Linked DNA regions of Mus musculus: region 2 is linked to region 1. A link is a loop called in an ENCODE intact Hi-C map of the cell type or tissue named here. Cell type or tissue: left cerebral cortex. All regions are shown on one strand. Links, peaks and the distances in the headings refer to the core of each region. The heading gives the core; the rest is flanking DNA. Region 1 holds the start of Gk (glycerol kinase). Region 2 holds the start of Gm14762 (predicted gene 14762).

Region 1 (17,064 bases), core at 7,471-9,970:
TGTGTGTATGTCTGGGTAACAGATGTGTACAATGTGGATGTCATCTAGAAGAGGGCCTCGGGTCTCCTGGAACTGGAGTTACAGATAATATGTAGGTGCTGGGGACTAAAACTGGGTCTTCTGGAACAATAGTCAGTGCTCTCAAATGTTGAGCTATCTCCCCAGCCTCTTAAATATTTTTTATTTAGTGTGCTCATATATGCATGTGATGGGTGGCACTATGCACATGGAGATCAGAGGACAGGAGATCACTGGTTCCAGGGATTGAATGCACGTGCAAGGTTGATGGACTATGACCTAACCCACTGTGCCATTTCCCTAGTCCAGAAGACTTTCTAAAATCTCACAGTTTGTTTTTTTTTTAACACTTTTGTCAAACTACTCTCATAGAATGGTCACAAAGGGTGGCCCATATAACTCGCACCAGTCTCACCAGGAAACTTTCTGGCAATGCAGATTCTCAGGCTTTACCTAGGAAATATGGTAGTAGTGCTTGTTTTCTCCCCCCCTCCCCCCACCGTGTGTGTTGATAAGGGAACCATGGGTTTTAAGTATGCTAAGGAAATGCTTAGCACCAATGAAACACATACCCAGTTGATTTTTTTTTTTTTGAGATAGGGTTTCTCTGTGTAGCCCTGCTGTCCCTAGAAGTCTTTCTGTAAACCAGACTGCCTTGAACTCAGAGAGATCTGATTGTCTTTGGTTCCTGAGTTGGTTCCTGAGTGCTGAGGCTTGTGCCACCACTGCCTGGCAGCAATCTGAATTTATAACAAATCCTCTAGGCTGCTCTGCTATAAGAAAAGTTTGATAATCACTGCTTATCTTAGTTTGAGTCAAGGTAAACTTGAAGTAATAAAACTGATGCTATAAAGAATTTACTAAGAAACTTGCTTAGGAAATATTAAGTTACACAAAGTACAATTTAGATAGAGGAAAGCTGACTCCAATATGCCTGGGAGATAAGTAGTATACTAACCAGGACTGTTAGAAATTAAAGGCAAGACAATTTTGTACCATCATTGAAGTTTAAGGTTGCCGAGAAAGCGTGTTGACTGTTCACCAAGTTTGACCTCCAATTAGGCTCTGTTCCCACAGTAAATGGAGACAACTCTGACACACAAATTTGTGGTTGTGTTTTGGGGTTGCCAGCTGTGATTCCGCATCCTCTGCTTCCTCCCTCCCAAGTCCAGAAGCCACTGCACACTGACACGCGAGGATGATACAGAGGTCATAATGAGTGGGGTCCTACAGGGTCCTGGTTTGGCTGGGTGTGAGTGCTGGGGTCGAGGGGGGAGAGGGAAAAGGCTTTCTCTTAGGATCTTAGTGTTACAGCTTTTTAAGGCAAAGGTCTTCTCTGAGGATCTTCAGTGAAACAGCTCTCTGAGACAATGTGAGCTTGCGCATATACTTTTATTGGGGTGGGCTCATATGCATACACTTTATTTAGGGTGAACCAAGGGTATGTATGGACCTTGGAGAGTGCAAAGGAGTTTTCAGGGTAAATGCAAATCATTGGCTAGAATTTAAAAGTCCTAGAAATGCTTCCTTTGCATGGAGAGGCTATCACTTGATGGGCGGGCTCTTATGGGAGAGAGGGGAAAAGAGGGAGTTGAACTTGTAGGTCTGCCAAGGACTACTCCACCTGCTAACTACACTCAAGTAGAGAGTGTAGGGGTTCAGGGCCCCAGACAAAGTCAGAAAGGGGAAATCCTGGCGGGTAAAAAGAGTCCTCATTTTGCTCTGAGCTCAGAGAGCTATCTAGACAATGGGGGACTGTGACCTTAATTAGGGAGGTGTAATACAAATTGGCCATTAGGCCCATTCTCAAATCAAAGACCATGCCTCTAAGGGGCAGTGCAGGGTCAAAGCCATCATTACATCATAGTCTGCCATTAATTCCCCTGTGCTCTTATGAGGAAAAGCATAATTCTGCAGGTGGGCAAGATGAACCCAGGAAACAAGTATTCAAAAAGAACTAGTGCACTTCAAAATAATTCAGGCAATATCTGTGCTGTGTAAGTCTCCCATCTACACAAGTAGTCAGACTTGCAGTCTCCTATCTCTGTATAAATTGTTCAAAATGTAGCAACTTGGGGCTGGGCCCTAAAGGTCTTGGGATGACAGCATATGTGAAATGTATAGGTTTAAAGCCTATATAAAATTTTGGTAAAATTTTGTTTGAGGCTGGTTCCCTTTTGTGCACTAGCCAAAACCAGTAGCACACTACTGTTAATGAGCCTTTTCCTTTATTAATCTCTATACAGGCAGGAATTATTAATTTTATCACTAGCTAGGCTTTCTGTTGTGGTGATAAAACACCACGCTCCAAAAGCAACTTGGGGAGGAAAGGGTTTATGTGACTTATACTTCCACACCACAGTCCATCATCAAAGGGAGTCAATGCTAAAACCTGGAGGCAGGAGCTTATCAGAGGCCATGGTCTAGTGTTACTGTCTTACTCTTCACGGCTTCTTCAGTATGCTTCCTTATAGTATGAGGAACATCAGCCCAGGGATCATCTCAAACACAGTGAGCTGAACCCTTCCACATTAAGAAAATGCCCCTCAGACTTGTCTACAGGCTAATCTCATGTAGACATTTGTGTAAATGCAATTCCCTCTTCCCAGATAGGTTGAGGTTTGTGTCAAGTTCACAAAAACGCTGCTAGGGCACTGTTACAGTCTCACTATGTTAGGATTGCATCGTTGGAAAGTGATGCACAATAAGTAGCCAGGTTCTTTTGTACTGGATAGTAAATCAACTTCCCCCACCTCACATGCTCGGAAACTGCTTTACTACTGAGCTACACTCCCATAAAAGTAACTTTTATTTGCCTGATGTAATTATCATCTAGGAAGTTTATTGCCTCCCTTGGCTAACCTAGGCCAAGTCTTGGAAGCTTCTAGCCTCCCTACAATCTAATCTAGACCTAGAATGTTTTCAGCCTCATTGCTGACTAAGCTCACCCCTTCCTTGTTCTGAGCTCTAGCTGGCTGATTCAACTCAGCTGTTCTGGCTCAAACTCCTCTTCAAGCAGACTGATTTAATTTGGCTTCTCCCATCCTCTCTTGAATTGCTCTGCTTGGCCCCAATCTAACTCTAGAAATCTGTTCCGATCCTTTAGTTCTTTCTCATTTATCTGGCTTGTTCTATCTTCACCTGTGTCTAGCCTGTTCTCATTCTCTCTCTCTCTCTCTCTCTCTCTCTCTCTCTCTCTCTCTCTCTCTCTCTCTCTCTCTCTTTCAGCCTGTCGCTCTATAACTCTCCCAGGTAAAACGGCCTCCTCCCTCTCTGGGCTGCTCTACTCTATGGTATATTCTCTGTGAACTCTACTGTATCCTGTACTGTACTCTCTCCTTCCTGTACTGTCTGTCTCTCCCTTAAGTAGCTTCCCTTTCCTCTCTCTTGAGAGTTGGGCATATCCTATTCTACCAAATCTTTCTCTGATTTGTTACTTTTTCTGCCACTCAGGTAGACATCACTTTCAAATATGGGTGCTTCTTTCTGCAAACTAACTTTACCTTCATTATTTGGGATTAAAGGTGAGAACTAAGAGTATGTCTGTATTCTAGCCAGAGGAATTAAAGGTATATACTAAGGGCTGAGCCACACCTTAATTAGAAACAGGTTCAAATGCCCTGCAACTTTTCCCTCCACTCTTTTTACATTTTATTTTGAAACAGGGTCTCACTGAATTGCCCAGGCTGGCCTTGAACTCATTCTTTAACCTAGGCAGGTATTAATCTTATGGCTGTTTTTCCTTTAGCTTTCCAAATAGCTGTAATTGAGGAATGCAACACATGGCTACGTTCACATTTAGATTACTAGCATGCATAAGAATAGATTCTCTAAGTTGCAAAGAGGCTAAAAATCGAGTATGTTTAAATTCCTTATCTGTTTCTCTATCTGGTGCCACCTTCTACAAACTTTTGATAGATCTGCTCAATTCACCCAAAATCCATAAAGTGATATTTGCCTGTGCTTTTCAATAAATAAACATTTCTAACACTGACTTTCCACCTTATGTTTTTATTATTCTTCTCAACCCATATACATTAATAAAACACAGGAGGTATTAAGAAAATGTTAACTTTCCAAATAGATTAGGTTGAACTTTTTTTTCCTTTTAAACAAGGTCTCCGCTGTAGCCATGCTGGCCTCTAACTCTTGGCAATCCTCCTGTCTCAGTCTCCTTACAGCTGGACTTATAGGTGTAAGACACTATATCCAACGAATAACTGCTAGTTATTAGGCAAACATGAGAAGAACAAGGAGGGTTACCAGAGTATTCTCTAGGGAAAAACAGGTTTTCTGTTTATGCCACATCTGCATAAGTAAATTAACAACAGGAAAAATTAGAGAAGGAATAACAGAACCAACAGAAGACTCTCTAGCCAGGATTGACACTGGCTTCCTGCTCTACCCGTCAGAAATCATAACAGGAAGGGCCCGAGGTGGTGGCATACACCTGTAATCCCAACACTAGGAAATGGAGTAGAAGGATCTATCTTAAACCCCCTTGGCAAAATAGAGATGGAGGAGCTGTTGGGCTGGGTTACCTAAGACCTGGTGAAAGAAAAAGGAAGGGAGAGAGAGAGAGGAAGGAAAGGGAAATGATGCCAGTGTATGTGTCCTTCAGATGACTCAGACTCCTTAAACTATTTGCACGAAGCACTTCCCTCCTAGCCTTCACACCTGGATTTCCTTGGGACAAGCCAATTTGACAATATAAATACATGAATTTTGCCTTTCCTGCATAGCTGTACTGCTCATACCGTGCTTCCAGAGACATTACATTAGTAACTCATTCACGTCACTATAAATGACATTTTCCCTATTTTGCAAGTGAGCAAAAAGAAACCGTGGGTTACTTGAGGTCATGAAGATTAAGTGTTGAATGTCAGGGCCAAGACACTAAGGGTTTCTTCTGCTGCTCTGCCTGTGATATGTATTAGTGGTCGGGGATGATCAAGGATGATTGATCAAGGATGACATACTATCTCTATCAGCTTTTCCATTTTCCTCATTTTTTCTTCTCCATTTTCCTTTCTAATTCCCTTCAGCTTCCATTCCTTTAGGCTGTTATGAAGGACACTAGATTTCATGCCAGAATGAAATTCTAGTCTTGGATGTGACATTGGAGGGTGGCTGGTCTCAAATATGTAGATTATTTGTTCTCTCTGGGACTCAGTTGTCCTAGTGTTTCTTTTAACAACTTTGGACAATATAAAAACATAGTACCTATTATTCAGTTTTACATTTATACAGAATTTTTGGACCGAAGCTGTGGCTTGAAGGGATGGGAAAGGGGAAAGAAAAACAGAATAATTCTTTCCGCTGCTTTCCTTTTAAGACAAAGTCTTATATAGCCCAGTCTGGTATCACTTCCCTATATAGCTGAGGATGACCTTGAATTCCTGAGCATTCTGCCTCTACCTAGAATCTCAGGCATGCAAGTCTGACCAGATAAAAGGGAGACAATAAATCTGTGAGAGTTTAGGGTGAATATTTAGGGTAGGGAATTAAGATAGGCTGAGCTAGACTTCTCCATTTAGGACATCTTTCTGGGTTGCTGTTGTTGTTTGTTTGTTTTAGAGGACATTTGAGGTAGGAGTGGCTTGGGAACATTAAAATAATATTGTGGCTCTTCACATTTGTTCTGGTGACAGCAGTGAAGCTCTAAGATACACAATGTTATAAGAAGCACAGTAAAAATGAATTTAAGGCTCTTTCATGATCCTCTACTTTCATTTCATTGGGAACAACGGAATTCTGATCCCTACTGTGCTGTTAAACAAATAATCTGCTGTCCCGTTGGAATCTGAGCCGCAACTGTGCTAAAGTTCAGATGTGGTTAGGATTTTTTTTTTTTAATGCTTCAACATAGTAAGGTCTGTGGCTCTGTTCTTACTGACTTCTAGAACTATGAGAATCCTTTTCCATATAATCTACTCAATTAATGCCTATCACAAATTTGACAGAGAAGTTGGCCTAGTGTCTTAATATTTGTCTATCCTGTCTGGCTGCTTCTTAGTCTATTCCAGGAAATTAAAAAAAAAATACTGACTTATTTGAAAGCTTGTCAATTGTCAGCAAGTGGAGCATTTCTCTAAGCAGTCCTCATCAGGAACACCAGGACAGGAAATTGTGCTTTCATAGCAAGCATGGGAAAACTACATAAACATACACAAAGTATATAAATAAATATGTATGAGTGAGGTGCTATAGAGCAAAGGGAATTCATGACAACTGTGGGGTGCTACAAAATAGTATGAGATTTGGGAAATGGATGGAAAGACATTGGGAATAGTATCAATTCTAAAGATGATAGAAAGCATGGTAGCTTACAAAACCAATATCTGAGCTTGCTTGATTTCTTTCTTTCTTTCTTTCTTTCTTTCTTTCTTTCTTTCTTCCTTCCTTCCTTCCTTTCTTTCTCTCTTTCTCTCTTTTCTTTCTTTCTTTCTTTCTTTCTTTCTTTCTTTCTTTCTTTCTTTCTTTCTTTCTTTCGTTTTTTGGTGGTGGTAAGGTAGCCAAGGTGGTAAGGTAGCCAAGGATGGCCTTGAACTCCTTTTTGATCCTTCTCCATAGTGGGTTATAGACTTGCATTAAATCACCTAGCTCAGTTAATTTTTTTATCCAATCAAGGTGTTATAAAAAATGGTATCCCATAGAATGAAATACATAGAATGCATGGCATAGATAAAAAATGCTTTTAGAAAATATTTAAAAATGTACACGTGTATACAGCATATAATTATTACACAAAAAATTTGCAAGTGCAATGAGCAGCCCACAAACACCAGCCCCAGGCTGTTTTGAAAACTATTTCTCACTGCGGGTCCAGTCCAAAGTTTGAAAGCCTTTTAGAACGCACGCCTCCAAAGGATCTAGGCAAGGTAAATTCAAGGTCAAATGAGAATCCCAATTCGCTCCCAACCTAGTCCACAGTGGTTAATAAAGCGAGCGGAAATGGCGCATAGGGGAGGGCATACTCAGTGAAGCCAAGCGAAAAAAGCAAGGGCGCTTCAGGACTGGGAGGTGCCGGGTATTTCCTTCATGGTTGGTCAACCTGAGGTTCTTGGAGACAATGGTTTGACACGTTTTCCTTACATGATAAGCCGAAATAACTTCCGCATTCTTTCTCCCTGGCCTACAAATGTGAGGGGTTCGCTTAGATCCCTTCGTCAGCTGGTCGCACCCCGAATTGATGCCAGTAGAAGAGCTTATTGTTATTAACAGCGGCTCAGCAGGCGGGGCGTGGGAAGAGCGGGGACGAAAGGACTGGATCGTCCACCAGGCGACTCAGGTCGCACTCTGCACAGCCTACCAGAGAGGGAAGAGGCAGCTCTGCACTTCGGGTTGCTCCAGCAGGCTTAAGTCTCGGGGTTCGGTGCAAGCCTCAGGGCCGGGTACAGGGAGTGTTCTGTGAGGCCCCGCCCTCCACTAAGCCCGAGTTTGGCTAAAGGCAGACGCTCCGCCCGTCCCCGACCACGTGACCCACCGCGCGGACCAGAGCCCCCGCCGTGCGTTGACCCCGCCCCCGTGACGTCTCACAACCCTCAGACTGGCCTGCTCCTGGGTCTCTTTCTGTAGTCGCTCATTGGCCCGCCCGGAAGACAGCGCCCCCCCATTTGCCACGCCTCCCAAGGCCTAGGAGAATGCAGGTCGGGGCGGGGCCTGAGCTGGAGGGGCGGGGCGACGCGGCCGGGCGGGAGTAAAGGGGCTGCCTAGGAGCCGCGCGAGCCTTCAGCAGAAGCGCGCTGCTTTGCCCTCCGCTGTCCCTGCTCCGCCCTCCGCAGCCCTCCACAGTCACCCCGGAGACCAGCCGTGTTAAGCTCTCTGCTCTGAAGCTGACTGACTTCCATGGCAGCCGCGAAGAAAGCAGTTCTGGGGCCATTGGTGGGAGCAGTGGACCAGGGTACCAGCTCGACACGTTTTTTGGTGAGCCCTGGGGTGACATCTTCTCAGCCCACTGAACTGGGACACTAGCCGGAGGACGAAAAGGCGGGGTGTTGCGTCCTCAGTCCGCGCGCCTCTTGTTCTCCTGGGCCCTAGCTGCTGGGGCGAGGAAAGGAGGCCAAAAGGGGGACCTACCATGCTGGGATTGTCCTGTTCTGGGGGTGGATCTTGGCCTCCTAGGATACCCCCGCAGCAGAGTTGAGCATTCTCAGCCTTGGTGGTGGAGCCAGGTCGCATACCAATAGGGAGATTCCCCAAAGAGAGTGAGTACTCTTGGAGCATCCAAGCAGAGCAACCCCGATGCAGTAAAGGACAGGTGGTCACATTGACACTGCTGCGATCTTCCCTATGAGTGTTTGGCCTGCTGGGCACAGGATGTCCTTGGATGGAGGGAAAGCTGTGTCACGGCTGTGGTCACCCAACATAGCGTCCGTTCAAGCGGTAGAACGAATAAAGTATTAGCATGCTGATGCTTTGTCATCCTCTGCCACAGAAGCTGCAGAGGCTAGACTACTGAGGGGGTGGTGGAACATATTGGAAACGGATTGCAATTCTCAGTAATCTTTATTTCATTTCAAGAGCTTAATCAGTTCAGTTCTGACACTTTGACCATTATCATCAGATATTGTCCACTCCACTCTACTGTTTAATGTGACAGGGCAATTCTAGTTAGTATGCACGATGAGAATTACCATAACGAGGTGCTGTTTAAATGTCTCTTGGCTGCTTCGTTTTGCAGTGAAGTTTAGCTCTTCTTCTTTTCGTTTTTTTTTTTTTTTTTTTTTTGAGACGGGGATCTGCCTATTTACTCCAGAGAAGCCTGAACTCCTGATCCTCCTGCCTCAGCCAGGCAAGTGCTTCCCAGGCATGAGCCACTGCTTGCTCACAGCTAGGAAACTTGCTCTTGAAGTGAGCTAGCATTCAGTTCAGTGAGATCATTTGAAAGTAATTTAAGTGAATAGAAAGCTGCTAAAAGCCCATGCTTCACTGAGCATTTGACTAACCTGGAAAGTTGATGTAAATACTTAGTGATTAATTACCTCCCTCTTTATTTCTTTATCAACCATGAATTTTCTTCAATGATTTATTTACCTGTACCCTTAGGGGTTGATATCCTTGCCGGTAGCATGGGAGGCAGGCAGTCTATCACTAAACTATACCCCCAACTCTTCCTGTATTATTTGGTAAATGTGCACACATACACCTGTGCACATGAGCACGCACAGCTGTGTGTGTTCTTCGACTAGCACTTGGCTAAACAGTGCATTGTGTTGTGATCAGAAGGTTTTTTCTTTCTTTTTCTTTTTCTTTTTTTTTTTTTTTTTTTTTTTTGTAATTGAGAAACTTTCAGTCCACTTTCAATTTAAATATTCCTTAGTGACAACCCTGGTTTGAGTTTCTCAATCATTGTTTCACATCTGCATTTTACACTTTTTAATAGCAAAAGGTAGGATTCATTTTGTCTTACATTCATATAAAAGTTTATAAAGTAATCCTGGATCATAAATAACTCTGCTTGGCTGGATTTGTTTAATATATCTGTAACAATAATATAGCTACACAATTATTATCATTTTTCTGAGCCTATTAAACATTAATAAGTGGGATTACTTTAATGTATTTATTTTATGTGAGTGGGAATTTTGTCTACACATGTGTCTATAAGCCATGTGTGTGCCTACTTCCTGAGGAGGCCAGAAGAGGGTGTCCAATCTCCTGGAATTTGAATTATAGACAGTTGTGAGCTACCCTGTGAATGTTGGCAACCAAATGAAGGTCTTTTGGAGGAGCACCTAGTGCTTTCAGATGCTAAGCCATCCCTCCATGAGCTGAATATTTTAACACAGTATCTTGCTACATAGCTCAGGCTGTTCATGACTCACTAGTAGCACAGGGTGGTCTCAAACTTGTAGTATTTTTGCCTCAGCCCCATAAGTACTACAATTATGAACACAAGCCACCACAATCAGCCATATTGGTTGAATTTTGAAGTCATATTTGAGATTTGTCACACTAAGGGCTGGAGAGATGGTTCAGTGGATGGATAAAGGTGCTTGCTGCCAATCTTTTTACTTGTTTGTTTGTTTGTTTGTTTGAGACAGGGTTTCTGTGTGTAGCCCTGGCTGTCCTGGAACTCACTTTGTAGACCAGGCTGGCCTTGAACTCAGAAATTCACCTGCCTCTGCCTCCCGAGTGCTGGGATTAAAGGCGTGCGCCACCACGACCAACAATCTTAATGATCTGATCTTGGTCCTTGGGACCTACATGGTGGAATGAGAGAAACAACTCTCTCAAGTTTTCCTCCAACATCCACATGTGTGCTGTGGTGTGCACACACACCACAAAAAAGTTAATAATACAATTAATTTTAAAAATCCTCACTCTAATGACTACAGGGGCCAGGCAGGGCACAAACACACTGGCAATAGTGTCTCAGGCCAGATCTTCCATTTATTCTAATAAAAGATGGTACTTTAGAGTCCTTGGCTAAACTTTCCTACTTTTTTATTATTCTCTTTCCAGATCATAAGTTAACAACTATTAACTCAAAGCGTTGGGGAAAGACAAGCAAAGCACGATAATTGTTTCCAATTTGTATAGCATTACCTTCTATGGATGTGAGTAAAATAGTTTAGAACTTTAAAGGTTTCCTTCTTAGGAGCCAGCGTGGTGAGCTTGCTTTCATTTGGGTTCTTCCTAGTGCTACCTTTGTAGTCCAGGCAGTCTTTCTTGTTTCTGGCTCTTCATATTTTGTTTCCTAAAGGTATTTTTTACAATAATAGAGAAAAAATTTATCAAGTTCATAATGCTATAATTATTATATATATATTTTTTAGTTTGTAACCTGAAGAGAAAACTAAATGGCAAATAATTACAAATAAATGTTGGTGGATAACACTGTGTATTCCTTAAGAAACGACTAAGAAGTCTGTGCTTCAAAGGCCAAGTGGGTCATTGGGAAAACTTGGGAATGGTTTAGCAAGGTAGTGTTTCCTTTGGTTGTAAACCACTCCCTGGGGAGTGCAGAGAGTGGATTTGCTGACTAAGTATTTCAGTCACAAGGTGATTCCCAGGAGTGGTTCCTGTGTTACTGTTGCATGTTGTAACGATGACTCAAAATTGATTGCTCCCCTTCTCAGGAAAGGGTGCAGTGTGTAGGAACTGTTAGAGGAAGGAAGCTCACAAAGGCGAAGACTTACGCAATCTAATTAGTCTTCACTTAATTTGCATGTTTGAATTATTGGAGGCCAATGACCTCATTAAGTTTTCTTCTCTTTTCTATTAGTAAAACTCTATTAGTAGTAAAAAAAAAATTCTCCTCTTTCATCTAAGGTGACTTGCCTCCTCTTAACACTATGTTGCCTATCTGTTTCTTATGGTTCTATTCTACCTATAAATGGTAGTTCAACAGCTCTGTCTTTATAGTTTACCACACACCCTTACTCAGCTTTTCCCTCTTCCTGTAAAACTTATTTATTTTTATTTTTGTGGTGCTGAAGGTCAAATGTGGGGTCTCACACACATACTAAGTAAGTGCTCTTTGTTTTTGTAGTAGACCCTCCACTTTATTCCTGTTTTTCTTTACAAGTATGGGTGTTTTGCTTGCATTCTTATATGTGTACCACATGTGTGCAGTACTCCAGGAAGCCAGAAGAATCTATCTGATCCCCTGGAACCAGAGTTACACGTGGTTGTAACCTACCTTCCGGAAGAGCAAATGCTCTGAACCACTGAACCATCTCTCTAGCCCCTAGACCTTTCATTTTGACCATGTTTCTTTCTCTCAAATTTATTTATTACATTTTTATCTAGTTATTTACTTTATGTTAGTATGTGTGCACAAACACACACTCAGTATGGCACTTGTGTGGACGTCAGAGGACAGCTTGTGAGAACCACTTTTTTGTTTGTTTTAGATTTTTTTTTTCTTCCAAGACAGAGTTATCTGTATAGCCCTAACCTGGAACTCTCTCTATAAACCAGACTGTCCTTGAATTCAGAGATCCACCGTCCTCTGCTTCCTGTCGCCGAGTGCTAAGATTGAAGGTGTGCACCACAACCACCTGGCTTGAGAGACTCCTCTTTCTTTCAGCCTTTTAGGTCTGGTTGATTGAACTCAGATCATCCGGTTTGGTGGAACACACATTTCCCCACTGAGCCATTTCCACCACCCCCATGTTTATTTCTCAACTTGTCACAGAATTAAGTTTTGGGAGCTGGTGCAAATGTTTCATACTAGAGGAAAATCCCCAACTTGTCTGATAGGAAAGTGAACCTATGCTGGCACACGGCTACACAGGTTGCAGAGTAGGAACTTCTTGGAAAGAGAATTAGTGTAACAGGTTTTAAGGAGGGGCAATTTCTCTCTGAGAAAGAAGTTTCAGCTGAAGCAGGCAAACTTCCTTCTTTACTTTGGTAACTTAATTTTTTTCCCTATTAAGTCAAATGTTTACAAAAAGCTTTGGAGAATGCTGTGACTTGCAATATGTCAAGGATGCAGTCAACTGTCATTTGATGAGGTGTAGTGTTCAAGGACATGCCTTTACCTGGGTGATGAGATTGTGACTAAGGATTTGAGGATTGGGTCCAAGGTCACATGCAATGTAATAACTGGTGGAACAAGAATTCAAGTCCAAGTCTTTTATACTCTGAGGCAGATTATACTACTGCTTAGAGAATGGTGAAGAGGGGAGAGCTTGAGGGAGGACCCAGCCAGTCACATGTCACCTCTGATTATAGGATTAGAGCCATACATGAATGACTCTCCACCAAGAAACTTATTCTTACTAATTGGTTTCACAAGATAGGAAAAAATACTGTTTTGAATAAGTCCTGTAGCTTATGATCATTTTGTGACTCAGGTTCAGTGGGTCCTGGGCAGGGCTCAGGTGTGTCATCGTGGATAATGGTTGTGTAATCATTTTGTTCCAACTGCCAGTGTTTGTGAAGAATGACAAGAATTGTCGTTCCATGCTTACTTTGGCAAGAAACAGTGCCTTGGCCCCAGTTGTCTCATTACACTTCGAAACCTCAAAAGGCTTCTAGACAGGTTTCCCTTCCTTTTTTTTTCTTCTTTCTTCTTTTCTTTTTTCTTATATTTTGGTTGTGAGCCTAGCCTTTAACGGCTGAGCCATCTCTCCAGCCCTCTTTTTTCTTTTTCCTTTCCCTTTCTTTTTTCCTTCCTTCCTTTCTTCCTTCCTTCTTTCCTTCTTTTCTTCCTTCCTTCCCTGATTCTTTCTCCTTTCTTATTCAATACCTACGTTTTATTTTTATTTGTTTTTTGGTTGGTTGGTTGGTTGTTTTGAGACAGTCCTTCCACTGGAGGTTTGCCTGGAACTCAGTGTCACCTAGGCTGTCCTCAAGCACATGACTATCTTCCTGCTTCACCTTTTTAAGTGTTTAAGTGCAGTGACTCCAGGAATGAACCACCCTGCCCAGCTTTTAGGAGCTTTCAGTTTTGTACTTCCCTAAAGGCATGCAATAGTTACTTACTCTATGAGCAAGCTCATGCGTCAACATGAGCATCTTGGGACTGAGATGTGTTGACTGAATGAAAAACTTGGGAAGTGTAAAATTTGGCTAGTAGCTTTTAGATGCCAGCATGCCTTGAAATAAAACATTTTGTGGTACTTGGGACCCAGCACGGGGACTCGTAAATGCTAGACAGGAGCTAGACAGGAAAGCTGCATGCCTCGCTTTATAAACTTCTTGTTTCAGGTGAACTTATGCAGCCCAGGCTGGCCTTAAACTCAGTGTGCAGCTACAGATGACTCCTGATCCACCCGTCACCGTGTCTCACATGCTGGGCTTGCAGATGTGGGCCACTACACCTAGCCTACCATTTCATTAAACATTTTTATTAAATATAGTGTGTATGTATGTGCGTGCATGTGTCCCTCTGTGTGTACTTGCAAAGACCTGCGCCTCCAGGAGCTCATTCTGCTATTTAACAACGTAGGTCTTGAAGATTGAACTTAGGTTGTCAGGCTTGACAGGAGGCACCTTTGCCCTTGAAGCATCAGACCAGCAAACTTTCGCATTAAAAAAAAATGATGTAGGGAAATTTTAGGACCGCTGCTCGCTCTCGTCAACTTGGCTTGCTCAGTCCCTGCTTGCTCCGGCCCAAAGATTTATTTATTATTATACATAAGTACACTGTAGCTAACTTCAGATGCACCAGAAGAAGACATCAGATCTCATTACAGATGGTTGTGAGCCACCATGTGGTTGCTGGGATTTGAACTCAGGACCTTTGGAAGAGCAGTCGGTGCTCTTATCCGCTGAGCCATCTCGCCAGCCCATGTATGAGTGTTTTGCCTGCACTGTGTGCGTGTGTGCTACATGGATGGCTGATGCAGTCAGAGGACAAAAGAGGGCATCAGATCTCCTGGAACTGGAGGTACACATAGTTGCAATGTGGTTACTGGGACTTGAATCTGGTTCCTCCCGAAGAACAATTGAGGCTGTTTATCCAATCCCTGTTCTTTTTCTTTAAGATTATAATTTACTTTTGTATGCATGCATCTGTATATATGTGTCTGTGTGAGTCCTATAGAGGCCAGAAGCGGGTGTCAGATCACTTGGAACTGAAGTTATCCCATGTGAATACTGGGATTCCCAACTCCGGTGCTTATGATTCAGCACCAAGTGCTCTTAACTACTGAGGCATTTCTCTAGGCCCTGATTTCATTCAAAATATTTTTAAATTACATTTTACTTGGTAAAGGTGTATATCCATATATGTGCGTGCACACATGTGCTTGTGTGTGTGTGTGTGTGTGTGTGTGTGTGTGTTGGTAAAGGTGTATATCCATATATGTGCGTGCACACATGTGCTTGTGTGTGTGTATGTGTGTTCAATCATGTAAGTGCTAGGACTTGAACTCAGGTCCTCTGGCTTGATAACAAATGCCTGTATCTGATGCTCTTCTCACTGGTCCCTGCAATCTCATGTTAGGAAATAGTGTGATAATGGATGTCTGTAATCTCACCAAGGCAAAAGGATTGCAAATGGGAGGCCAGCTTGGACTATGCAGCACGATCTTGTCTTAAAAAAAAAAAAGGAAAAGAAAAGAAAAATAAAAATATAATTTCTGTGTTATCTTCTGTGGCATTAAGTCATTAATCCTTTTAAGGTCAGTTTTGCAATGTAATACATTTGTGGCTAGTATTTTTATTTTGGGGCATCCAAGTTTGTGTAAAATGGTTTTCTTTCTCCAATTTTGTTTTTTTATTTTTAAAAAGGATTTATTTATTTTATGTATGTGAGTACACTGTAGCTGTCTTCAGACACCAGAAGAAGGCATCAGATCTCACTACAGATGGTTGTGAGCCACCATGTGGTTGCTGGGAGTTGAACTCAGCACTTCTGGAAGAATGATCAGTGCTCTTAACCACTGAGCCATTTCTCTAACCCTTGTTTTTGATTTGTGACATTGGGTCTAATGTGGTGCAGGCTGGCCTCAAACTGACCGTGTAGCTGAAAATGCCTTTGAACTGCTAATCTTCCTGCCTCCAAACCCAAATAGTGGGATTATAGTCATGTGCTGCCACACCCCGCCTACATTCTTGAATAATGTCTTATCACATAGTAAATTTTACTGTACCATAAAAGAGTAGGATGTGGAAGGATTGTGTGGGTAGAAAAAGGAATATGCATGTTTATGGTGCTGTAGTTAAATTAATCACAGGATGACAGAGGCAAACTCTACAGGACACTTAGGGAAGTGAACATGTCCTCTTTCTATGATTCTTTTACAAGTCAGGGGATGTATACATCAAAATGTTTCAGCAGATTATTGTAAAACTTTTAAAATAACAATTTTGATTCTGCAGTTCGTACTATCTCTGAAATTGAATAGTAATTTAGTTGTAGAGGTGAAATAGAGATCTGGTGACATTTTAAAGTTTTGTTTTTATGTTTGTTTATTTGTTTTGAGGCAGAATTGCACGTAGCCCAAACCTTTGAATTTGCTAAATAGCCAAGGCTGGTTTTGAACTCCAGTTCTTCTTGCCTCTTACTTCCCAAGTGTTAGGATTCCAAGCCCAGCTCAGATCTTGTGCCATCTAATTCTACTGCTATCACTTCTAGGTAATGCAGTAATGACAGCAAAGAGGAAGAAGGAGGAGGGAAGAACAACAACTGGATATATACTATATCTGCACCATGCCAGAGTCACTTTTATTTTTATGTACTTGAGGACTCCCTGCAGTTTAGGCTAGACTTGAACTTATTCTATAGCTGATGGTGATCTCCCATTCAGATCCTCCTGACTTTATTGCCTGCATGCAGACTTTATAGGTGTGTACTGCTATTCCTGGTTCATTGCGTGGGACATCAAAGTCGGGACTTTGTGCATTCTTAGCAAACTTTCTATCACCTGTGCTGTATCTCCAGCCCATATATTAACTTTTTTCTTGCTCTCTTTTTTACCTTTACTTAATTTTTTTTATGTTTATGGGTATATGGCCTGCATGTATGTGGTGTCCAAGGAGACAAGAAGAGGACAACAAATCTTCTAGAACTGGAGTTATGCTTGTGAGCCACCATATGGGTATTGGAAGAGCATCAGTGTTCTTAACTGTTGAGCTATCTCTCCAGTCCCCATCCCCTTATTATTTTGATACTTGGAATCTAAATCAGGACCCAAGCAAATGTTTTCCTACTGTGTTATACCCGTAGCCTCCACAGACAAAATCTGGAATTGAGACAAGATGCCTAGAAGTAAATGATTTCTCTGTTATTTTGGGACAGAATCTTGTTTAGCTCAGTAGAGCCTCAGATACAAAATGACCTTGAACTCCTAATCCTTCTTCCTCCACTTCCCAAATTCTGGGATTATAGACACAAGCCACCATGTCTGACTGGTTCACTTTTGGTTTTTATTTATTGACACAAAGTCTCAGTCTCAGGCTGGCCTAGAACTCAATATGTAACCCAGCCTGGACTCAAATTCACAAGAGTCCTGCTCTAGCCTCCCAGTGCTGGGATTATGAATATGATTCTCCATATCTAGCTTTAGGTTATTGTTGATATTATTATTATTATTATTATTATTATTATTATTATTATTTGTTTGCTTGTTTTCAAGACAGGGTTTC
Region 2 (12,820 bases), core at 2,422-4,921, 53 kb before region 1:
AAGACAATCCACTTCACATTCTAAGCTATGACTCTTGCTCCTCCTATGATCAGTGCAGACAAGGGTGATGGCTACATGGCAGTGCTGTCATTTCATGTGTAAATAGCTACAGCCTATAAAACAAGAGGAGTTATTTGCTCTGTGATCCTCCCAAAGAGATTTTTCTATTATCTCCACATATTCATATGGAGCTAGATGATGATCTTATGTAAGTAGGCATATACTAAAAATGGGTGTGTGGATTGTGGTTTGATTATCATTTACTAAACAGCGAATATCTACTTGCAAGTGAATAATAACATATTTGTCCTATTGGGTCTAGGTTACCTCACTTGGGATGATATCTTTTAGCTCCATGCATTTGCCTACAAATTTCATGATGTCTTGGTTTTAATAGCTGAGTAGTATCCTATTGTATAGCTGTATCACATTTTCTGTATATCTTCTTCTGTCAAGGGACATTTAGGTTCTTTCATGTTTCTGGCCATGATGAATAAAGCCACATAAACATAGCTAAGCAAGTGTTCTTGTGGTAGGTTAAATATCCTTTGGGTATATTCCCAGGAGTGGTATAGCTGGGTCTTGAGGTAGATCGATTCCCACCTTTCTGAGTAACTGACATATTGATTCCCATAATGCCTTGCAAGTTTTCACTTTCCCAGCAATGGAGGAGTGTTTCCCTTGCTCCACATCCTCACCAGTGTATGCTGTCACTTGAATTTTTTATATTAACCATTCTGACAGGTATAACATAGAATCTCAAAGTTGTCTGGATTTATATTTGCATAATAGCTAAGGATGTTGAACATTTAAGTGTTTTTCAGCCCTTTGAGCTTCCTTTATTGAGAATTCCTGTTTAGATCTGTAACCCATTTTAAAATTGGGTTATTTGATTTTTAATATATAGTTTCGTGAGTTCTTATATATTTTGGATATTAGATATCTATCAGATGTGGTGAAAATCTTTTCCCATTCTATAGGCTGCCATTTTGTCCTTTTGATGGTGTCCTTTGCATTACAGAAACTTTTCAGTTTTATGAGGTCCCATTTATTAATTGTTGATCTTAGTGCCTGTGCTGTTGGTGCTCTGCTCAGGATGTTGTCTCTTTGTCAGTGTGTTCAAGGTTGTTCCCCATTTTCTTTTCTACCAGGTTCAGTGTGTCTGATTTTATGTTTAGGTTTTTGATGATCCACTTGGATTTGAGTTTTGTGAAGGGTGATAGATATGGATCTATTTGACTTCTTCTATATGCAGACATCCAGTTTGACCAGCACCATTTTTTAAAGATGCTTTTTTAAGGGGTGTATATTTCTGGCTTCTTTATGAAAAATCAAGTGTCCATTTGTGTATGAATTTATGTCTAGGTCATTAATTTGATTCCATTGATCAACTTCTCTGTTCTTACACAAGTACCATGAAATTTTTATTACTATAGTTCTGTAGTACAACTTGAAATCACAAATGGTGGTACATCCAGTGGTTCTTTTATTGTTCAGGATTATTTTAGCTATCCTAGATTTTGTGTGTGTGTGTGTGTGTGTGTGTGTGTGTGTGCTTTTTCCATATGAAGTTGAGAATTGTGTTTTCAAGGTCTGTAAAAAATTGAGTTGAAATTTTGATAAGGATTGCACTGAATGTATAAAATGCTTTTGGTAAAATGGTAATTTTCACTATGCTAATCCTACTAATTCATGAGCATGAAAGATCTTTCCATCTTGGATATCTTCCTCGATTTCTTTCTTTAAAGACTGAGTTTTTATGGTAGAATTGATTCAATCCCCCTTTTCTGCTTTTCTCCAGTACTAATACTCTTCTGCTAAAGACTTACTTACTGTCCATGTCACGAGTATCAGTGTTTTTTATGTGTGTATATAAATAGGAACATAATTCAAACTTGGAGTCCATAGAGACCAGAAGAGGGCCATGGCTAACTGCTGCTGCCAAGCATACAGGGCAGGATAAAACTTCCCATTACCTGCCCAGGAAAATTTTGCATAGTAAGTGCCAGACTAGTCAGAAATATATAGTAAGTTGCTATTTCAAAAACAATAAGACCCAGAGTATATGAAGGAGTAGCATGCGAGACCCATCCCTAGCTAGAGGGCTACTAATAGTTAATGGCTGCTAGTAGAGGGATGGCCAGTTTTCTTTAAGGGTGGATGAAACACCTGATGGGTTAGCCATGTTCCAATGTATGATCCCATAATCAGGTATATGTGGATTGCACTAATTGGGTTCAATAGATTGTAAAAAAAAAAAAAGACATATTTATTGAGAGATATGGGAGGAGGAGCTATGAAGAGTTAGAGAGAGAGAGAGAGAGAGAGAGAGAGAGAGAGAGAGAGAGAGAAGGAGTGTGAGTACAATAAAACCAAACCCCAAACAAACAAACCAACAAACAACAACAACAGTAAAAGAAAGACAACATATTAGCTAAAAGCATTTGTTGTTCTTCCAGAGCATCTTAGCTCAGTTTGCAGTACCCAAGGCAAGAGGTTCACAACCACGTATAACTCCACAGCTCTAGGAGATCTGATGTTCTCTTCCGGTCTGTGTGGTACCCATACATTCATGACCTTAGCATTCTGTCTAAACTCCACCCCCACAGTTAGCTGGCAACAGTCAGCTTTTGGTAAAATGGCACACTATAAAGAGGGCTGCTTGCTCCCTTCTCTCTCTCTCTCTCTCTCTCTCTCTCTCTCTCTCTCTCTCTCTCTCTCTCTCTCTCCCTCTCCCTCCCCCCCCTCTCTCTCTGAGTGTGTGCCTTAATATGCCAAAGGAGACAGAGTCACAGTGAAACTAACACAAGTTTTGGACCAAATGAATTTAACTGATAACTTCAGAGCTCCCATATTAACTGGTTTACAACCATTATTACCTCAACCCCAAGGTTGGACCAATCCAACATCCTCTTCTGGCCTTTGAAGGTACCCACATACTCATGGTGCACTCACATGCACTCAGGCACATGTGTGTCCGTATGAAATAAAAATAAATGAGGGTAGGGAGTCATGACAGCCAAAAAAATAATAATAATGAATTAAAAAAATAAAGATGCCAGAGGAGATAATTGAATCCCCTGGAGCTGGAGTTACCACATTGGTGCTGGAAATTGAACCTGGGTTCTGTGGCAGAACAGCCAGTGCTCTTAATATCTCAGATATCTCTTTGGACCCTATTTCTTTGTTTTTAGAATAGAATCTTACATTGTAGCCCAGGCTGGAATCTAGAGTTCCCAGTGTAGCCTAGGTTAACTTTAGGTTCGCTTTTGCTGCAATCTTCCTGCGTCAGTGTCCTGAGGGCTGAAGTTATAGGAGTCACCAAGACTGGCTTCACTCCTTCTCCTTTCAATCTTCTCTCCTCAATCTTTTCCCCCTCAATTTCTTTCCCTGTCTCTTCCCTACCTTCCTCTTTCTTTGCTATGTGTGCCAGTGACAGGAGCATGGCAAGGAGTGACACCTCAATTGAGGTCAGAGGACAGCTTGCCAGAGTTAGTTCTCTCCCTCCACCAGGAGGGAACTGTCAGGTCCAAAGGAAACTCAGGACAAAAGGCTAACTGTGGTTGCCTATTAGCATACCAAAGCACATGCTGGCCTCCAGGCTCCCTCAGCATCACAAATACTTGTTTCAGAGTCCATCTGGCTGGTATCCTGGGTCTGCTCAGCTCCTCTCACCCTTCCCCCTCCCCTAAACTTGTAGTTCATGGGCTTCCTTTTCCCCAGCTTCTCATCTCTATATAACCCTGCCATTTTGATCATGTGCCCTCCTTGATCCTCTCTGTCTTGGCCCATTCTTCTAGTTCTCTCTCTCTCTCTCTCTCTCTCTCTCTCTCTCTCTCTCTCTCTCCCTCCCTCTCTCTTTCTCTCTCTCCCTCTCTCCACTTTTTCTCTCCCTCACTTCTGTCATGGCCTGGCTCAGTCTACTATTTAGGTCTACTTTCTCTCCCTGCTGTTGTAGCTCTCAGTAGCTATAATAAGAACCATGCTACCATGTTTGGAGCAGTCATGTCCTCACATTATACATCTGATGCTGAGACCCTCACTGTATGTAGGTACCAGGGATCAAACTCTGAGTATCAAGACTGAAAGCAGATCACTTTATTCACTGAGCAATCTCTTTAGCTCAGTCTTTATGTAACTAGTGAGGTAGGAAAAATTCCTCATTGTTGGCAAAGGATAGAATCAGTCTCATGAATAAGAGACGACTTCTTGCATTTCATCCTCTTGTCATTGGGTAAAGGTAGGAGGCCAGTAGCAGGCTCTCAGCAAATATTGACTTCCTGCTTGATGCACTTCTCCATCTAATATATTTTTCACCATGTTTAAAGCTGAACTATATCAGAAACTGAAAGACAGTCACTAAAATGTTAGGTTCTCAAGGAAATGGATTAAGACAGTGTGAATGTGGTATGAGGAAAAGTCCCAGTCGGAACAGAAGGGGAAATCATGTGTGGCTTTGGGCATGTAAATACAAGGAAAGAAAGCTGAGAAACACATCATTATTGTGTCATTTTTGAGGCAATATAAAGAGCCTCTTTCATGTGCTAGGAACTCCTTATGTAATGTGGGTGTGGGTGTTAGGTTGAGAGGACAATGAAACAGATAGGGAACTCATTCATGACTTTCTCCTCGCAGACTGGTAAGGACCCTTTTGTCATCCTTGCCTTCTTATCTTCCCATTCTACATACCAACAGGGAAGACAGGGAGTGATGCAGTGCATTTGAGACCTCCCTAAATAAAAGCCCAGTACCCATGTGTACTTTTGATGTTATTTAAATACATTACCTGCTGCTGCTGACATACCCGGGGGAAGTTATGTAATCTGGTTGTGAAATACACAACAAAGAGTGGTAGTATCTTTACTGGAAGTTGGTATAAAATGAGTATACACCCCTTTGCCTTTGCCCAAAGTTGAATATCAACTTTCCCACTAGCTTTGGAATTCCAATGAAAGGTCACATTCACAGAAAGATGGGTGTTTTGTGCCAATAAAATCCAAAACAATTATAAAACTCCTAGTCCAACCTGAACAAAGCTATACTTCTGGAACTGATAGGCACTGTTAGTATTACCATTTGGACAGTGCCATGCTTTCTGCCCTTTTTCTTTTTCTTTTTTTTTTTTTCACGGTTTATTTTTCCTGTCTGCTTGCCCTTACTACTGATTAAAGCTAGTTGAACAGTCCTTCAGCAAGGAAGAACATATTGAGACATCACAAATCATTGCTCTGTTTATATTTCTATCATATGTGTTAAATATTTCTGTTATGGGAAAGGCAGTTACTTGTGATCACCTTGTCATGAAGGCTAGTGACGCTCCTTCACATTTATAATGATTTAAAGCTCATTTGCTTTTTGTGGAGGAATCAAAGTTCAGACAGTTCTCTAACTAGAATAGACTTTTAAGTTAATGAAGGACTAGGAACAAACTGTTCTTCCTTAACAGTTTTCTTTTTATTTTATTCGTTATTTTTGCCTTTCTTTGCCAATGTTTTACAGATATGTTTGCTGTTCTTTGGAAACTAGGAGACCCTTATGGAAAATCAGGTAAGGGGTAAGACAATAAATTACTTGGGAAAAGGAAAGCCAGAAACTTAGTTCTGTTACTGAAACTGAAGTTGTATACTGCTCACTGCTCGACTGAAAATCCCAGAGACAGAAGTAAGTTAAAAGAAATAGATTTATTCACAGCTGGTCTTGTGGAAAAGATGGGGGACTTTTCTGTCTCAAAGCTCCATGTTGGCATCTTGGAATGAAACTCAATGGCAGGGCACTTGCCCAGTATTCTCACAACCATGCTTCTGTCCCTACACTGCCAAAACAAAGAAAGTCTCTGTGTAGGACAGAAGAGGGAATAGTTTTGTGGGACACGAAGTGGTTATAAGGAGACAGTGAGGAAAACCAGACCTTACCTGGGATGGGTCTTTCTCTCCAGGGCACCGAGTCTTTCTGCTCTTTTTAAAAATCCTGTCTAATTCAAAGAAAGTGTGGGGAGTGATGATGGGCGATTCCACCACAGGAGACAGCACAAGAGACAGAAAGGGCTCCATTTTCAGGCCAATAGAAGGATTGAATAGTGTGATCCTGTGCCACAGACTGATACTCCCCTTTAAAAAAGAAGTTCTGCTGACTCGATACTTCAGAACACTGGCTGCTCTTCCAAAGAACCTGGGTACAGCTTCCAGTACCCACATAGCAGTACATAACTGTCTATGATTCCAGTCCCTGAAGTCTAATGTCCTTTGCTGGCCTCTGTGGTCACTGGCCAAGCACATGGTAAATAGACATAGATGCGGGCAAAACATTTATACACATAAAATCAAATCAAATTTCAATTTAAAAAATGATCTGATTGGGGCCCAGGATCTGGGCTTCCCATGTCCATCATCTGCCTTATTCACTTCCAAATACATTACTTTTTAAGAAACTTAATTTGTAAGAGCCGAGGGAAGGAAGAAATGTCACAAAGGTCACTCTTAAAAACAAAGGTCACTCTTAAGAGTTTAGAATGGCAGCTAGAGCTGGTGGCTCAAGAAGGTTATCATAGGAGGCAGGAGCAGGAGTTTCAGGCCAGCCTGGGTTACAAACTAAGACCTTGTCTTGGTTGCCACACAACAAAGCACCAAGAGCCATCCTAAACAAAGAGAGTCCCCTTCTGTGATGCTAAAGACTAACTGAAAAGGAAGAAGCAAGCAGAGCATGAGCTGAGCGCTCATCCCTGTCTCTGGTGGATACTATGGGACTAGCTGTTTCAAATTCCTACTGCCATGCCTTCCCCACCAGGACATATTGTAGCCTCAAACTGTGAGCCCAAATAGACCCCTGCACTCTTAAAGGGGGGTATTAATTTTAATTGATTAATTAATTCAAATTTTTATTATTTTGAGACACAGCCTCGCTTTGTAGCCCAGGCTGACATAGTAATCACTATGTAACCCACACTGCCTTCAACTTTGCAGCAATCCTGTCTAAGCTTTCTAAGTCTAGGGGCTGTAGATGGAAGCTGCCACGTCCAGTCAAAGAATATTTGCCGATGTAATCAATAGTTCTTACGTTACTTCCCCCCCCCCTTGGCTGTCCATTGGAGATAAGTCAACACAGTGCTATCATGCTGTTTAAGCCATCTTCTTCAAGTGATCCCCACCCCTACCTCACCACCACCACCACCACCACCACCACTGCTGATGCATCTTAGAAGAAAGCCAGGACTAGATGAGGACTCTGGGGAATGGACAATATTTTTGTAGCACTGGAAACACTTATACAATACTTAATAAAAACAAGAAATGCACACAAGACACAGAGTGAATAGACATTTCTTGTCTGCAAACTAGTAACGAGTTCTCACAGATAGAGGAAATCCAGCCTTTAGCTACTATCATACATAGAGCCTTACTTGTAGCAGGTGTCCTATGTAGATATTTCCTTAGCCTTGGAAAGATGGTCTCCATAGATATCATCTTGCTCAATACTGTATCTTGCTTTTCTTTCATACATCCTGTGCCATTCATTCTTTTCATCTACGGGGAAATGCCTCTGCCATTTATATATTTCTGATTTATTTATTTACTTATTTATGTTTTATTTTAATGTATTACTTTATTTGACTTTTGTTACTTAGTAGTATGTGTATGATGTTTGTGCATACATGTATACAATTATACATGTGCCTGTGTATGAGTGCATGTGTGCATGTGCCATGACACTCATGTGGAACTCAGTGAACAACCTGGGGTGTGAGTCACCACATTCTAGGAGCAAGGACTTGTCCTCCTGGTCTTTTCCTCAGGAGCTCTGGGATTGCAGACATACGTTTACCGTGTCCAGCTTTTATTATTATTATTATTATTATTGGATATTTTCTTCATTTGCATTTCAAATGTTATCCCTGTTCCTGGTTTCCCCTCTAAAAAACATCCTCCTCCCATCCTCTCCCCCCTGCCCCTTGCTCACCAACCCACCCACTCCTGCTTCCTGGCCCTGGCATTCCCCTCCACTGGGGCATGTCCACCTTTAAATGGACTCTGGAGATTCCGATTCTGGTCCTCAAACTTGCATGTCAAATGCTTTACCCACTGAGCTATCACCCCAGTGGTCCCCACAGCCTTGCTACATTTTTTTGAAAAATACAGAGACAGGGTCTCACATTGTAGTCTAGAAGGCCTAGAGTTTACCATGCAGTTAAGGATGCTTCAAAGTTGTGTTAACTCCACTTCACATGCCCCTTTGCAGGTATTAGAATTACAGACATGAGCCACCACATCTGGCTATGGGCCCTTTAGACATGCTTCTTTGCCAGCTTACCAGGGTGAGCTCTGGTAATAGAATGGGCTGGAAAGGCATCACAGGATGAGAGCAGCCACAACAGTTTCACAGGGATTTTAGTCTTATGAGTAATTTCTAGGAAATTACAGAAAGTTGTTTCGCAAAGAGCATAATTTTGGCCTGGAGATGTAAGTAAGTGGTACATTGCTTTCCTAGCATAGGTGCAATAGCAACCCTGAAGCAAACAACAAAAACAAGCACATTTTTAACAAATTAAGAATCAATCTCTAGCTCCTTCATTGGGAACCCTATGCCCAGTCCAATGGTTGGCTGAGAGCATCCACCTCTGTATTTGTCAGGCACTGGCAGAGCCTAGAGAAAGGAGTGAAGGAGCTGAAGGGGCTTGCAGCCCCATAGGAGGAACAACAATATGAACTAACCAATACCCCCAGAGCTCCCTTGAACTAAACCACCAGCCAAAGAGTACACATGGTGGAACTCATGGCTCCATCTGCATATGTAGCAGAGGATGGCCTTGTTGGTCATCAATGGGAGGAGAGACCCTTGGTCCTGGGAAGGCTCTATGCCCCAGTGTAAGGGAATTCCAGGACAGGGAAGCAGGAGTGGGTGGGTTGGTGAGTAGGGGGAGGGGGGTGGGATGGGGGGTTTTGGAGGGGAAACCAGGAAGGGATAACATTTGGAATATAAATAAAGTAAATGTCTAATAAAAAAAAAGAATTGATCTCCCTTCCTTCCTTCCTTCCTTCCTTCCTTCCTTCCTTCCTCCCTCCCTCCCTCCCTCCCTCCCTCCCTCCTTCCTTCCTTCCCTCCATCCATCCATAATTCCCTCTCTCCCTCCTTTCTTATCTACCTCCCTCCCTCCTCACCTCTTTCTTTCTCTGTGTTTCTTTATTGTAGTGGGGATTGAGCCTAGGAATTTGGAGAATAACCTTGAACTCCTGACCCTCCTACCTCAATCTTCTGAGTGTTAGAATTTCAAGTATGTCCTAACACATTCCTGGTTTACACAGTGCTAAGGATTGAACTTGTGGATTCATGTATTCTAGACAAACAAGCAGCTCAGCTAGAACCCAACTCTCTATTTTTGAGATACGAAGTATTAATCCTTGTGATGTAGAACTACTTTGGTGCTACAATATTCTTAGAGAACTTAGTCCCCAACTTTCACAGAAACTGTTTGAATCTTTCCACCCTGTCCTTTAGCTCTCGATATGTTGCTTGCAGTACATTACCACGAGATTTTTTTTTTTTTTCTGGAAGCATAATGCCTCTTTTGGTTTCAATTTCAGCTGCATTCCTTCAATCAAACTCTGTCAAACAGCAAGAGACATTTTTGACTGCTTGCCTTGCCATTCTCTTGCCTTTACAGCTCAGAATCTACCCCAACACTGCTGCTGCAGGATCAGACCTGCCATAGGAAGAGAGTTGCAAGCTGTTCAAGACTCTGGTGTAGAAAAAAATGAAAAGAAGATTCTCTCTCTCTCTCTCTCTCTCTCTCTCTCTCTCTCTCTCTCTCTCTCTCTCTGAGATAAGTTCCCATTACGAAGGCCTATCTGGGTTAGAACTCACTATGTAAAGCAGGTTGGCCTTGACTTTCGATATACTCCTAGTCAGCTTCCCAATTAGGCCTGAATCACTAGAAATAGCAAATATTAATGCTTTTTATACATGTGTAAATGCACAGCCTTATGGAGTCTAATGTGATATTTTGATACCCATGTGAATTATGTAATGATCCAATAGCATATCCAGTTGCATATGGAAGCTTATGTTCGTTACTCTAGCACTCAGGAGGCTGACCCATGAGGATTGTTTTGAGTTCTAGGTCAGCCTAGGTTACAGAAGGAGGCCCTGTCTTTAAAACCTAAACAAGGGAGCAGATAAGTTTACTCATTTGGTAAATACACAGGTCAGCAAGCCTGATGGACCATATTTTCTCCCTGGGATCAACATGGTGGGGAAAATTGACAACTAGAGGCTGACCTCTGATCTTCCCATGTGCACCATGGTGCTCATGAGTGTATACAAAGACACGCGCACACACACACACACACACACACACACACACACCACACACACACACGAAAAGGGTAAAGCAATTAAATAATTAGGTATCTGCTTGCTTCCTGGGCTCAGAGTAGGTACAAAGTGAACACAACAGGCTTGCCTTCAAACTGTACTGTGTACTTTCGAGATGAGCCTTTGACATCATATTTGACTTCTGCAGATAAATCAGCAATCTCCACTCTTAGGTTTGCACCTCACTAGTCACAGAAGCAGCTCTTATCCTTCGATTCCATGGTAGCAGAGTAATGACCTTCCCCAAACGTCCGGATTTGAATCCCCAGAAACTATGAATACATAGTCTTCCATGGCAACAGAAAATTAAGGTTTCAAATTTCATAAAGGCTAGTAATCAGTTGAGCGACAATGGGGATATTATCCTAACTTACTTTTGCTGGTCTCGATGCAATTACAAATGTACTGGAAAGTAGACAAGAGTGTCAGAAGAGCAGGCGGTGAGAAATAACAGGCAGACTGATGACAACTCCAGGAATGCAGGTAACCTCTGAAGCTGAAAAAGACAAGAAAACAACTCTCCCACGGATCTCCCACACAAGAATGTAATCCTACTAGCACCTTGATTTTAGCCCAGTGAGAGTCATTTGGAACTGCTAAACATAGAATTGTAAGATTATAAGTTTGTGTGTATTTGACAACCAAGTTTATGTTGTTATTGTCTTTCACAGGAGTTACGGGAAACTAAACACGTCCCATATAACCAAGTGACATTTATGTTGTAATTTCACTGAATTTTAATAAATTGATTATTTTATAATACATACAAGACAAAAGGTGATTTCCTGTTCTTTTTTTCCTACTATGATTGCGGAGGCAATGATTTTACTAGTCATACTTCTCCTGGTCTTTTTAATGAAAAAAATCTAATTTGCAACCTAGTTTTCATTTGAGATTTCATGAACCTCTTTTCGGGTTATTTCATATGACTGTAACTTATGTGAAAGTTGAAATATAAGACTGTCATGGTGGTACATATCTACAATCTCAATACTCAGGAGATGAAGGCAAAAGGATTGTTACATCTTTAAGGAGAGTTTAGGCTCATAGTAAGCCTGAGGACAGAGTCAGACATGTAGGAAGACATTGTCTCAGGAAACAAAAGCAAACAAATGAAAAACAGACCATGTTGACATATGCATAATCCAGTGATTGGAAGACAAGAAAATATAGGGTTCAAGGCCAGTCTAGGCAGTATAATGAATTTGTGGCCAGCTTAGAGTACATAAGATTCTCCCTCCAAACAGGGAAGGCAGACATGGCATTGTACATTTATATTCACAGCAATTGAGAGGCTAAGGCAAGAGGATCGTTGTAAATTTAAGGGCAACCTGAGTTACATAGTGAGTTCTAGACCAAACTCAACCAGACACACGTGAGACAATGAAAAAACAAGAGGTCAGGGGTGAAGCTAAGTTGTTAGAGAACATGTACATAAACTCATAAAGTCCTGCGGTTCTCCAGCACTTCATAAGCCAGGAGTGGTGGTGAACATGTGTAATCCCAGCAACAACATGGTAGTACACAATGGTAATCTGTCACTTTAGAAGTGAAGGCAGAAGAATCAGGTGTTTAAGTTCATTCTTAGTGTCTTTTACACACATGGCCTTTTAAAAATCAGCCTGGGCTACATAAGACCCTGTCTTAAAGCCGGGCGTGGTGGCGCACGCCTTTAATCCCAGCATTTGGGAGGCAGAGGCAAGCAGATTTCTGAGTTCCAGGACAGCCTGATCTACAGAGTGAGTTCCAGGACAGCCAGGGCTACACAGAGAAACCCTGTCTTGAAACAAACAAACAAACAAACAAACAAACAAAACACAAAAAAGACCCTATCTCAAAAATAAATAAATAAATAAATAAATAAATAAATAAATAAAGGTAAAGAATATTTTGTTGTTTTGGTTTTTCCCAAAGGAAGGTCTGACATAACCCAAGCTGACTATGTAGTATAGTACCTCTCTATGTAGTCAAGGTCAACCTTAAACTTCTGATCCTCATGACTCCACCTTCAAAATCCTGGAGTCAGAGCTGAAAGACATAAAGCCTGGTTCATGCAGTGCCTGGAATCAAACTCAGAACTTTGTGCACACTACTTGAGCATTCAGCCACCTAAGCTACGTCTCCAGCACAAAATATTTATTTTTTAGTCTTCTATTTGTTAATTCTTTGGGAAATTCATGATACAATTCACATCCATCTTCTCTGAGATTCACTTATACTTCCACACCCGATCCCAACTTCCTGTCTATTTTTATTATAATAACTCATCAACTTCCATTTATACTGCCCATACAGATATCCCATTTGTGGCTGTATACCTCATGACTGGTTATTCTCTACACTGTAACCAGTTAACTGCTATCCAAAGAAACTTCTCTGATGAAATCTGAGAACTTCACTAATTAACTACAATAACTGTACAATAACTGTACATCTCAGCATAGCTTCATTAATG

The links. Peaks named below come from ENCODE experiments on the same cell type or tissue, not always from the same donor. Only the 100,000 strongest peaks of a DNase experiment are listed, where the experiment ranks them.
Region 2: it touches region 1 in a loop (1.9-fold over the local background); 2 of 42 quality-filtered maps call a loop at or near these places.

Annotation. Positions count from the first base shown.
Region 1 is chrX:85,767,306-85,784,369 of GRCm38, reverse strand. Gk (glycerol kinase) reads left to right here and starts at 7,551. Exons shown (of 21, transcript NM_001294140.1): 1 at 7,551-7,944. The coding sequence starts at 7,867. It also overlaps the pseudogene Gm14766 and a transcript of 5430427O19Rik not described here. In left cerebral cortex, for the core only: no CTCF peak of the experiment used is centred there; DNase peaks (open chromatin) are centred at 7,545, 8,157 and 8,433; H3K4me3 peaks cover 1,682 bases; H3K27ac peaks cover 730 bases.
Region 2 is chrX:85,819,969-85,832,788 of GRCm38, reverse strand. It overlaps Gm14762 (predicted gene 14762), which reads right to left and starts at 6,128. Exons shown (of 2, transcript NR_152196.1): 1 at 5,913-6,128. It also overlaps a transcript of 5430427O19Rik not described here. In left cerebral cortex, for the core only: no CTCF peak of the experiment used is centred there; a DNase peak (open chromatin) is centred at 3,578.